2 separate regions of the Homo sapiens genome follow, and region 2 is linked to region 1. A link is an interaction called in ENCODE POLR2A ChIA-PET data of the cell type or tissue named here. Cell type or tissue: OCI-LY7. All regions are shown on one strand. Each heading gives the region's core, and the rest is flanking DNA. Links, peaks and the distances in the headings are about the cores only.

Region 1 (6,494 bases), core at 631-5,630:
AGGGGCCCCTGGTCCTGTGAAGCTGGTCCCCCTGCTGTGCCTATTCTAAGGAATGGCCATTGCTGATGACATTTGCTGGTCTGTGCCCAGGCATGGTTTCCTGGCGCTGCAGAAGCCACTGGCTGGTAATCTGCCTATGGGTGTCCACAAACCCTCAAGTACAGAAATTTGCCATCCTTCAGTTTGACAGGCATTTTAATGGAATGCTCTTTCAGTGTATCTCCCTAGCATTCAGGTACGCGTTTCAGGGGCCAGGCTGGAGGGTGATCTAAGTGACAGGCATGGTACAATGGTAAATTTTGCCCATACCCTCAACACTGATCCTCTACTTCTAGGCCATACTAAGGTGGCTTTTAAAAATTAATATATGATAATAGTACCTATTTATGGGATACATGTGATATATGGATACATGCATATAATGGGTAATGATCAAAGCAGGGTATTTAGGATATGCACCACCTCAAACATTTATCATTTCTTTGTGTTGGGAACATCCCAAATATTCTTTTCTAGCCCTTTTGAAATACACAATACATTGTTGTTAACTATGGTCACCTGCTGTCCTATTGACCATTAGAACTTATTCCTTCCAGCTAACTGTATGTTTATAGCCATTAGCCAACCCCTCTTTATCCCACATCCCAGCCCTCCACACACACACACACACACACACACACACACACACACACACACACACACACACACACACCCTTCCCAGCCTCAGGTAGCCGTCATTATACTCTCTACCTCCATGAGATCAAATTTTTTAGCTTCCACGTGAGTGAGAACATGCAATACTTGTCTTTCGGTGCCTGGCTTATTTTTAACATAATGTCCCCCATGCTCATCCATGTTGCCGAAAATGGCAGGATTTTATTATTTTTATATCTGTTCTCTTATTAATAGTATAACTTCTTACAACTTAGATTTAAGCAGAGGCCCTTCTACATATAATTGGAATTTTATATGTCCACATTTAAAAAGAGTTACCTTGGGATTGATAACATACTTCTTTTGCTCCTAAGTAAAAATTTTTATTACTATAAAATGTTTCACAAATGTATCAAAAATACTACAATTAAAACTACTGCTCTGATCAACACACTTTCGTGCTCTTTTGTCTGGTATAGTGAAAGGTCGGTCCTAGAAGACCTGGATTCATTCTTCTCAGCCACTTAATTTAATCCTGGATGATCACATACTGTTTATACTTGGGATTCCTTATCCACAAAGTGAGGGATCTCTCACAGTACCAAGGAACCCCTCTGGCCCCCTTCAGTTCTAAAATTCTTTTCTTTTCTTTTTCTTTTTCCTTTTTGAGACAGAGTCTTGCTTTGTTGCCCAGGCTGGAGTACAGTGGTGCTATCTCAGCTCACTGCAACGTCCGCCTCTCGGGTTCAAACAATTCTTGTGCCTCAGCCTCCTAAGTAGCTGGGATCATGGCCGCACGCCACTAGGCCCAGCTAATTTTTTTGTATTTGTAGTAGAGACAGGGTTTCGCCATGTTGGCCAGGCTGGTCTCGAAATCCTGGCCTCAAGTGATCCATTTGCTTCATCCTTCCAAGGTGCTGGGATTACAGGCATGAGCCATTGAGCCTGGCCAGTTCTAAAATTCTATGACACATTTAATATATTATGAGCAAGGTTCTTGAAGCGTCCAAGCCATTCCCTTTAAAAGCTACCATGTGACTCCCAAAGTGCAATCTTATGCACTGGGCTCCCATCCATTCTGATAAGCAGTTTATCTGGGCCATTTGAAGACTGAGATGAAAGCAAAGCGCTAGACTCAGAAAAAAGAAATGAAAAAGGTAAAAACTCTGAAAAGACATGTGGAAGAAATTCAAGACAATCCCATATTGCTTCAGAGAAGGAAGAAGGGAGAGAGACAGGGTGGGGGGTGGGGGAGGGAGGGAGATTGGGGGGAATGAGGGGGTCTTGGGGGTGGAGAGACAGAGACAGAGAGAGAGAGAGAGAGAGAGAGAGAGAGAGATGCTTACGCCACCATCACTGCTAGTAAAACAGCTAGCATGTACTTGCTGCTTACCATGTGCTAGGTGGTGAGCTAAACATGTCACAAACCTGAGGTCATGTAGAGAAGGCTGGTAAGGGTAAAGGATAAGGAAATATACGGGATGATAAGCTTTTAGAACAAAAAATAAGTTTTCTATGTTCTAAAAGTCATGAATGTATATACAGAGATATGGGGAAAGACCATGACAACTATTCACCAAACAGTAGCTGGCTCTGGAAAGGTCACTTCTTAGTATGTCAGGCAAAATGGGTTTCCTCCACCCCTGGAGCTGGCACAAACAAAGGCTAATAGAGGAAGACATTCTCATAACAGGATTATATCCTGGAAATGCTAGCATGGTTGAGCTTGGCAATATAAAATGGCTGACTGTCCTCCAGCTAATCCATCTGGTCCCCTGCCTGCTCCTGGGGAAACCGAAGAAGGGCAAGCCTGGTATCCTGGCTGCGTCTGATGCTCTCCTTGCCAGGATGGGCACAGTGTTGAGTGGCTTGTACATGAAGCGCAAGTTTTGCCAAACAGTGCAAGTTGCTAAAGTGCTGGGATCAAAGCAGCATTTGCTTCTGCACCAATACTAGGTAGCCAAGTAAATAGATGCCACATCTATCATTATTTTCCAAAAAGAGCTGTCGCACCTGGCAGTGGCCCAAGGGCTGTGAAGCCACTCCCCCCTCCAGGATGCAGGAAGAGGCAATACCACAAAAGAAAGCATGCCACAAAGTTCAGGCTCGAGTGATAACAGCTGCACACCAGCTGCTTGCTGGCTGGTTCTATTCAGCTTTTTTATCTAGAGAAACAATTGTGGAACACCCAGGGGAGAATGTAGAAACACAGAAAAACTTAATTTTAAAATGAGAGAGACCTGGGAAAACATCTAGGTCTCAGGTTTCCAAACTTGTTGGAGGAGCCCACGGATTTAAAGAAGGTGCCAAGAACAAAAGCATAGAGTTGCCTAGGAAGTCACTTGAAAAAGGATTCTGGGGCTTCTTGTGGTTAAAACAAGTTAGAAAAATTGACGACTCCCTCTTTTTCAGATAAGAAAATTGAGACTCAGAGGATAATACGGAAGAGCAATACCCATCTAACCCTACTGTGTGCTCAGAGAACTCACACCGTATTGGGACAGAGATACAAGAATCAACACCACAGTGTGTAGACTCACACATTATACCTTATAATGGACACTGATGGGAAAAATAAGACAATTTATCATCTTGCAAGGTTGGCTTTGTCTTATAACATTTTGCCTGGTATCATAACCACTCATATCTTAGTTACTCTGGCTTTGGGTGAATTCTTCTGATTCCATTATATATCTGCTTAACGTTTTACAATCATTAGAATACAAACAGTAAGTTACTGCTTACTCAGGTATCATATAGCAGATATTTTTCTTTTGAAAAGGGAAGGGTGGAGGGGGTGGAAAAATCGAAATATGCCCTCAGGTTGGTATATTATTTTCCTACTGAAAATTTGGTCCTAAGACTAACTTTAAAACAATTATTTTGTCTATGTATATCACTACTTATTGATAAAAGTAACTTGCTAAAGGGGGAAGGCTTTGCGTGGAATAGCTTTGCAGATGTTCCAAACCAATGAGCTAGCAGTTTAGAACCTAGGTAATCAGACTAATGTCTGACCACAGGTATTCATCATGTAAATACCATTGATCTTATTTTATGATGTGTTTATATTTATCTTAGCACTATCTCTAGACTTTAAAAAATATGGACAACTTTTGGGAACCCTGTTCAATGAATTCTTGGCATTCCAAAAGCAATCATTACAAAATACTGATATTATAATAAAATACCCAACTAATAAATTGATGAACCTTGAACCCTTGGGTTTTGTTCCCATGAGTTCCTTTAATTTTAATTAATAGGATGATGGTAAAATAAATTACTCCTTCCAGTTTGGAGGCTGGTTGCCCTATACCATTTAAAACCATTTTAGTCCCAGGAATATTAAAGCTGGCCGATTTGCTATTATTTTATCCATCAATCCTAAGTAATTAGTGTAGAGATAGGATTTCATACTATCCGGCCATCTATGTTTGTGCAGATGTTGACTGCACTTCTGCAATATAAAATCAAGTTTTTCTTCTGTATCAGTTAATTAAAATAGAGCTCAATACAATTTTGAGTAAGTGAGCATCTTAATTATCTAAATCATCACTAAGCACAGAATCTCTGAAATTACCAGTAAATCAAGTATAAGAGATTAAATTTTACTTTATAAAATAATGCTGTATTTGTCAATAATCAAACTGGAAGACTGCTGATGACAAACTTTTTCTGAGGAAACTTATTATTCACCTTCTTCATTCTAAAATCTATAGCAGCGGCTTTTTCAAAGTATGATCCACAGATTTGTGGGGTCCCCAAGGCCCTTTCTGAAGTTTGGTGAGGTCAAAATTATTTTGCTGATCATATGAAGATACTATCTTTTTCACTGTGTGGATATTTACTCTGATGGTACCAAAGCAAAGTGGGTAAAACTGCTGGTGCCTTAGCATAAATCAAGGCAATGACACCAAATGGTACCCATATTTAAGTTATTCTTCATAATAATATACCCTAATATACTTAATATACCTTCATAAATATACCCTAAATATAAAACACATACCACTTACACTGAATGACCTTGATGAAGCAGTAAGTCTTCCTTGATGAAGATTTATTAATTTTATTAAATCCCTTGAGTGTATGCCTTTTTAATATTCTGTGAGACGAAATGGGAAGTATGCATGAAAGACTTCTATTAGATATTCAACTATGATGGGTGTGTCAAGGAAAAGCGTCTGAGACTGATCTGTATGCTGAATAAGTTTTTATGATTTATTTTTTAATAGAATGCCATTTTCACTTGAAAGAAACAAAGGACAAACTATGGTCACTGAGATTGGTTATCTGGAAGTTTTTTGAACATGAATGAAGGGAGCCTGTCACTTCAACAAAAACAACTGACATCACTTGTTGCCAATGACAAAACTTGAGCTCTCAGGCGAAACTAAGAAATTTGGAAATATGACAGTTTCTCAGGAGTTAAGGCCTTTCCAATGAGACTGATGATGATGTTAACAAATGTATTGTTCTTATCATTATATAATGAAATTGTCAATATTTAAAAGATCTGCATTACTTGGGAAACCAATATTTTCCAAATGACCAACTCCTGATATTACAGCATCATACAATGGTAAAATGTCCTGTTAAAGTGCAAGACAGACTAGAAACAGTACTAAAGGTTCTTTTTTATGCTTTCAGATTCTATATTGCAGCTACTTTTTTAAAAAACTACCACTAGTTTTTAGTACAGTATCAAAAAGGAGTATCCACAATTACTTGAAAAAAGCTATTAAAATGCTCCCCCCTTTTGCAATTACATATCTGAGTGAGGCCAGATTTTCTTCATATATTTCAACTAAAACAACCCAGGGGCATAGACTGAATGCAGAGGTAGGTGTTGGAATTCAGTTATCTTCTATAAGCCAGACATTACAGAAGTTGGTAAAAATCTAAGACAATGATACTCGTTTCTTTTAATTTTAAAAAAATTATTTTCATAAAATATGTAATATGTAATGAAATTATTATTCTTAAATGAATTAACGATTAAAATTTTATTTTAATTTCAATGTTGTATATTTTGATAGTTAACTGACATAAATAAAAGCCTAATTATTTGCAGCTATCTATTATTTTTTATTTTTTAAATTTTTTTTGAGACTGAGTCTGGCTCTGTCCCCCAGGCTGAAGTACAGTGGCACAGTCTCAGTTCACTGCAGCCTCCACCTTCCGGGTTCAAGCAATTCTGCTGCCTCAGCCTCCTGAGAAGCTGGGATTACAGGTGCGTGCCACCACACCTGGCTAATTTTTTTTTATTTTTAGTAGAGATGAGGTTTCACCATGTTGGCCAGGCTGGTCTCGAACTCCTGGCCTCAGGTGATCCACCCGCCTTGGCCTCCCAAAGTGCTGGGATTACAGGCGTGAGCTGCCATGCCCAGCTGTAGCTATCTATTTTTTAAGCACGTTAAAGGGTGCTCTGTAAGCTCTGACAAGCCAAGTTATTAAATAAGTGTAGTGCAGGTCCTTGAATAACATTGCCTCATTCAACCTTGTTTTGTTTTAATGCTGATGAGAAAAAAAAAAACAAAAAAAAACTGATGCCACTGTCTGGGTAGAGTTTGCACACCCTTCCCTTGTCTGCATGGGTTTTCTCTGGATATACATCCCCAAGCTGTGCCCATTAGGTGAAATGCTGTGTCTACATAGCCTAGGGTGAATGAGTATGGGTGTGTCTGAGTACACCTGTGATAGGATGGCGTCCTGGCCAGGGAGGGTGCCCATCTTGTGTTTTCAGCAGCCAGAATTTGTTCTGGCTGCACACCACCCTAAACTGGAATGAGTGGATTGCAAATTATATGAATAAATACAAATTACTGTGAAATAAAAAT
Region 2 (6,494 bases), core at 976-5,975, 92 kb before region 1:
TGAGATAGCCAGTCTACCTCCAGAGGGGCTGCAGACTAAAATTTCCTGGACTCTGCTCTATGCACCAATTCCCTTGGAATCAGCATCCTTTTTTCCCCCTTTTACACACACACACACACACACACACACACACACGCACACACAAATTTTAAAAAGATGGAGTCCATGTTGCCCAGGCTGGTCTTGAACTGCTGGCCTCAAGTGATCCTCCTGCCTTGGCCTCCCAAAGTGCTGGAATTACAGATGTGAGCCACTGTGTCCAGCCAGTATGCTTTTGTTGTAATAAACCATAACTGTGAATATAATAGTTATCAGTGAGTTCTCTCGGTCCTTCAAGTAAATTACCAGACTTAAGGGTAGTCCTGGTGTGTCCAGAATTTATTCCTTCTGGTGGGTTCTTGGTCTCACTGACTTCAAGAATGAAGCTGCAGACCCTCGTGGTGAGTGTTACAGTTCTTAAAGATGGTGTGTCCGGAGTTTGTTCCTTCAGATGTTCAGATGTGTCCAGAGTTTCTTCCTTCCGGTGGGCTTGTGGTCTCGCTGACTTAAGGAGTGAAGCCACAGACCTTTGCAGTGAGTGTTACAGCTCTTAAAGGTGGTACGTCCAGAGTTGTTCGTTCCTCCTGGTGGGTTCGTGGTCTCACTGACTTCAGGAATGAAGCCACAGACACTCGCAGTGAGTGTTACAGCTCATAAAGGTGGTGTGGACCCAAAGAGTGAGCAGCAGCAAGATTTATTGTCAAGAGCGAAAGAACAAAGCTTCCATGGAAGGGGACCTAAGCAGGTTGCCGCTGCTGGCTCAGGTGGCCAGCTTTTATTCCCTTATGTGGCCCTGCCCACGTCCCGCTGATTGGTGCGTTTTTACAGAGTGCTGATTGGTGCACTTACAAAACCTTTAGCTAAACACAGACGTTGATTGGTGTGTTTTTTACAAAGTGCTGATTGGTGCGTTTACAAACCTTTAGCTAGACACAGAGCGCTGATTTGTGCATTTACAACCCTTTAGCTAGGCAGAAAAGTTCTCCAAGTCCCCACCTGACCCAGAAGCCCAGACAGATTCACCTCTCACTGGGAACCCTGAACTCTTAAGTTGGGGTCAGAAGTGAAGGTGATCTCTTGTGGATTGCTCCCCTAACTTTGAAGGAAACTTTTGAAGTTTTGCTACAAAATATGTAATCAGATTTTATAAGTATTGCTTGTTTATAAGGTATATTTTGGGTTTGTACACAACAGACCCCATTGAGTAGATATGTGGACTACTATTTGTGTGTTTCTGATAATTTTTCTTGTAAAACCAATAATCCTTGCTACATTTATTTTAATGCCATGTTATCTTTAATATGGAAGATACATTTGATCCATGAAAAGACCTGTTTTCCCTGTGTGTGGTTTTTTTTAAGAATGAATGTGTATTAAAGACATTGTTCTAATAAGTAAAAAGACAAAATAATTATGTCCATTTTTGCCATTGGTACCTAAAATTTACAATTTAGTCTGACTAAAAGAAATGTCACCCTTATGCTCTGCAACAGTGACTTTAGGATATAGATGTAATGAGAAATTAATTTTCTTTAATTATTTTTCTCTTCCTATCTTATGTTTAGTCACTTCAGCCACTCTCGATGTCTTCTCTTCCATTAAACCCCACTGCCCTTCCTTCCCATCTGCCTGGTGAAACTTACCCCAGTTCAATCCAATCTTAGTTGACTGCCCCCTCCTCCAGTGCTTCATGCAGGTCCTTCTCCCCATCCCTAGCTAGTTTTGAATCCTCAATACTTTCTCTGACCTCCCATTCCACCAACCATCCCCTCATTTTCACCAAAGACCAACCTGCTATTAAACAAAGAAAATTGAAGCTAACAGTCCGCAATTCCTTGGTGGCCTCATGCCTACCAACAAAATGGTCTGCATTCTCACAGATCTTTGCCTCTTCAGTGGAAGAGGGAGGAATCCTTTTATTTGTTTTCTGGATTTCATTACCTCTCATCTCTCTAGGTTTTTTGTTCCATTAATTATTCTCCCATTCTCCTATATTTTCAGTCTCTTCCTGCAAGCTACACATTGCTCAAGTTTCTCCCATATTAAAACAAACCCCGTGTGTAAGCCATTACCCTCCCTTAACTCTAAGAGGCACTCTAGATATTTACATAAGCCCTTGGATTCCCTTAATAGTCAAGCTGCTTAGAAGGCTAATCTATACCTATTTTCACTTGTTTACCTTGAATTACTTCCCACGCTTAAGACTCTTCTTCCATCCTCTCCCTTCCTGCATTGCTTACCATCATCTACAGGATAAAGTCTGAGCCCTTTATAAATTGGCCTTGTACTAGCTCTATAGTCTCTAGCCTCTTTGCTACCACTCCTCACCTTGCATTTTACTTATACATCACTGAGCCATCCAGATCACACAACACTCTTTAAAGTATCTCTGCTTTTGCACATGCTCTTTCCTCCTTCCGCAATCATGTTTTTCACTTACACCATACACACTCTATTTGTCCTTCAAACCCTAATCTGGGATCACCTTTTCTTCTGAAAGCACCCTCTTAGAAATTTGAGGGAAACATATAAATAGTACTAGCACTCCTCATCTGAGTTTCGAACCAATTTTTATGTAAGACCAAAGAGTATGGCAGGTGGAGAACCATCTCATTTCCTTTATTGCTAATAAAGCTGATGCTGGGGAATGCAGCTCCCCTCTTTATGCAATAATAATGAACCTTGAAAATAGGCAGACTACCACTAAATCATAGGGAGAGCTGGAAAGCCACAGGCCACCTCTCTTTTGTGCTGTGGCACAAAAGTAAGCAGAACATGTGCAGTATGGGAGGGCAGGCTAACTCCCCAAGGAGAGAGGAGGAGACTGGAAGAGGAATGCCAGTTTTCTTTCCAAATTCACCAATCAATAATCCTACTTCTTTAGGGCAGGAGTGGGTAGGGAAACTGAGTAAGACAAAGAAGAATTTCCCCACCTCTACTTGCCATTCTGAAGATTTTCTTCTATAAGCCCACTATGCTTAAATACTAAGCCTAGAGTCCTCCCAGAATGTGGTTATCCTCTTTGGGAGCTCAGCAGTTGACCAAGATAATTTTGCTCCCACTTTCAGAAGTCAGCTCCTTCCTCAATCCTAATCTCCACTCTTTTGTGAACAAAGTATATGGTGTAGCTCTGTTCCCCGGAAGGCTCTGAAATGGATCAAAACAAGACATTACTTGGATCAATTTCAAGGACACTTGATGCTCAAGGCTGAAAATTATTCTATTTCCTACTTCAAGTTATATCTAGTCATGTTGTACACCATAGTAAGCAGAGAGTCTTTAATGACTTCAAATTAAAACATAAAGATATTCTGAGAATAAAATGTATAAAATCATTTCAATGACAAAATACTAACAATACACAGATCTATCACATTTAAATACAAACCACCTCCCATTGTCAAATTCCTAAGGAAAAATTAAAGTGCAACAGTTAAATCCCCTGCAATCAAGCCCCGATCTTTTAAGAGGCAGCTCCCCTAACTGCCCTTACAAAATCAATCTATGCCCTGAGAAACTCTCAGTGGTTTCCCAGATCCTGATTCCTTTTGAGGAGCTGTTCTAATCTGCCCCTTGAAATCTTGTCTCTCTTCTTCTGTTAGATTTATTTGGGCCTCAATCATTTTTCTGATGTAATAACCGTAAAGACATTTTCCCATGTTCTAGTGCGTTCTTTGAGGACATTTAGACACAGGTGCATCTCCATTTCTCTTTTATATGTGTCCATCTTGGACTTTAAGATCTTATTTCCATTTCACATCTTTCTTGTCTTTCCTTCCAAAAGCTCTCTTCCCAAAAGGTAGATGTTCTCTTAAGAAAACCTTTTTCTTCCTCAAGTGCAACCAGCCTGCCAACCTTTATTTTGTTTTTATTCTGTTATTCCTGTTCTGAAAAAAAGACTGAAGCACACTTTTCAAGCCACCCTAGCTTCTATATTATTTCTTTTTTATTTTATCTTATTTTTTTAGAGACGTGGTCTTTTTTTTTTTTTTTTTTTGAGATGGACTCTCGCTCTGTCACCCAGGCTGGAGTGCACTGGCGCGATCTCAGCTCACTGCATCTCTGCCTCCCGGGTTCAAGCAATTCTCCTGCCTCAGCCTCCCGAGTAGCTGGGACTACAGGCGCTCACCACCACGCCTGGCTAATTTTTGTATTTTTAGTAGAGATGGGGTTTCACCATATTGGCCAGGCTGGTCTTGAACTCATGACCTTGTGATCTGCCCACCTCAGCCTCCCAAAGTGTTAGGATTACAGGCGTGAGCCACTGTGCCCAGCCTAGAGACAAGGTCTTGCTCTGTCACCTAAGCTGGAGTACAGTGGTGATAATAGCTCACTGTAGCCTTGAACTCCTGGGCTCAAGCAATCCTCTCTCTTCAGCTTCCTGAGTAGCTGAGACTACAGGTGTGCACCAACACACCTGGCTAATACATACATATATATATATATATATATATATATATATATATTTTTTTTTTTTTTTTTTTTTTTTTGGGGGGGTCAGGGGGAAATGGGGTCTTGCTGTGACCGGGGTATGGCATCCTTGATTTCTTGAACACACTTGATTCCTAAAGCCAATTTTCAGAGCACAATATTTTAAATTGCTTTAAATTTAAATTGCAGTAATTTCATCAAGCTGTTTCTCTATTCCAACCCCAAAAGAGGGTGTAGCCTTTATAATAAGAATTCCCATTATTTGATAATAAAAATACATTACCCTTCTATGAATGAAGCTACTATTTGAGTATAACATGACAGATAAAGCCATGGTCAGAACATATGAGATTAACAAATTAAAATCAACCTGATAGGGAGTGACCCTCAAGAGCTTGTGAGCAATCCACATGAATCCAAGAGGTTTGTACAGTACTTACATAGTTTCCTCCTTTGGTCCTATAGGTAGACAAAAACAGTATACAAATGGATAGGATTTGGCTTATCCACACTGTCCAACTAGGCCTAGCAGTAACAATTTAAAGCTAAAATATTAGTGCTTTGTAACATACATGAAACTTGGGTATAGGATGAGTCTTGCCCTGTAGACCTAGTTGAAAAATGTAGTATAAGCAGCAAATAATTGATCTGCCTCTCATGTCTCTTTTGCCTATGATCGTATCTTTTTAAAATTAGGGCTCGCACATGCTACAGAAATCTGTTGGTTTTGTAGGGGCTCCACACGAGTGAGCTAAGGTGCTGCTGTCTGCTCTCTGAGGATTGTGTCTGCTAAGGTCCTCCTTGCCTTCTATTTACTAAGGTCTCTGACGTCTTTGTAGGTTTGTGGAGCCTAGTCTGATCTATGAAGCAGGGGTTTTGCTTACTTAGGCCAGTCAGTAAGGCCCATCTGTATTTTCCAGCATTTTTTTTTTTTAGACAAGGTCTCGCTCTGTTGCCCAGGCTAGAGTGCAGTGGCATGACCACAGCTCGCTGCAGCCTCCTAGGCTCAAATGATTCTCCCACCTCAGCCTCCCAAGTAATTGGGACTACAGGAGCAAACCACCATACCTGGCTAATTTTTTAAAAAAATGTTTTATAGTGATGGAGTCTTACTGTGTTGCCAGGCTGGTCTCAAACTCCTGGGCTCAAGTTATCCTCCCACCTCAGCCTCCCAAAGTGCTGGGACTACAGGTGTGTGCCACTACGCCCAGCCTCATCTGCTTTTTAGAGGCTGTTTGCTGAGATTCATGCATGTTTGCTTAGGGCTAGCAGGGCCCTTTAAAAACAGCTATTTGTCTATTATTATAAATTTTAGTAGTCCACCAAAGTGAATGAATTCATAAGACCTAAGATTTAAAGACACTCACAGACAGCACAGCACAGCAGCAAACTGTGTAACTGTAAAAAATCTGTCAGGTTGCAGAATAGAAGCCTCAAAGACCAAGGTCAAGAATTCACATGGTTTGTGCTCACAAAAGCACCATAAAAATTTAAAGCTACTTATACAGCTGACTCTAAAAGTCTCAGTCCCTCTGTGTGTTTGATCTCCCATCCACCTCCTTTTTGTTGTCTTATTTCTTGATGATTTTGGCTAATGCACCAGATGTTATGACCATACAGAAGCTCATTAAATAATATGAAGCAATTGAGAAATAAGACCAAAGACATCACATATAGAGAATAAACATCCCCTCTATTACTGATGAAATAAATAATAGAGAATTGACTTATTCAGCAGGCAAGTGAACTTCCTAATACTAAACCCCAGGATTAGAGAAATTAATCTTTCAACCAAAGGCCATACTCACACTGAACTTTGAAAAATAACGCATGGATGAAGGGAACAGAATGTGTGATTCCTGAAGGCAGCTTGCTCCTAAGAGAAAAGGGAAAAAAAAATGGCTGGACTATATATATCCAATTTATTTTCCCGAACTCGTTACTTGATCATTCACTCCAACTCCCTTGTGAGCTGTTACAAAAATTGCTGCTATAAACACTCCAGTATGTTTACTGAATTATAT

What was found. Peaks named below come from ENCODE experiments on the same cell type or tissue, not always from the same donor. Only the 100,000 strongest peaks of a DNase experiment are listed, where the experiment ranks them.
Region 2: POLR2A ChIA-PET joins it to region 1 with 5 read pairs; 2 of 35 experiments call an interaction of 5 or more read pairs at or near these places.

The regions. Positions count from the first base shown.
Region 1 is chr4:173,261,087-173,267,580 of GRCh38, reverse strand. All of the region lies in intron 2 of GALNT7 (polypeptide N-acetylgalactosaminyltransferase 7), which reads right to left. It overlaps LOC124900812 (a long non-coding RNA gene), which reads left to right. Exons shown (of 3, transcript XR_007058367.1): 2 at 1-3,253; 3 at 4,890-6,494. Among named protein-coding and RNA genes, the nearest start is that of MIR548T, 3.8 kb to the left of the region's middle. In OCI-LY7, for the core only: no CTCF peak of the experiment used is centred there; a DNase peak (open chromatin) is centred at 2,730; H3K4me3 peaks cover 1,693 bases; H3K27ac peaks cover 2,815 bases.
Region 2 is chr4:173,353,755-173,360,248 of GRCh38, reverse strand. All of the region lies in intron 2 of SAP30-DT (SAP30 divergent transcript), which reads left to right. Among named protein-coding and RNA genes, the nearest start is that of SAP30-DT, 14 kb to the left of the region's middle. In OCI-LY7, for the core only: no CTCF peak of the experiment used is centred there; no DNase peak of the experiment used is centred there.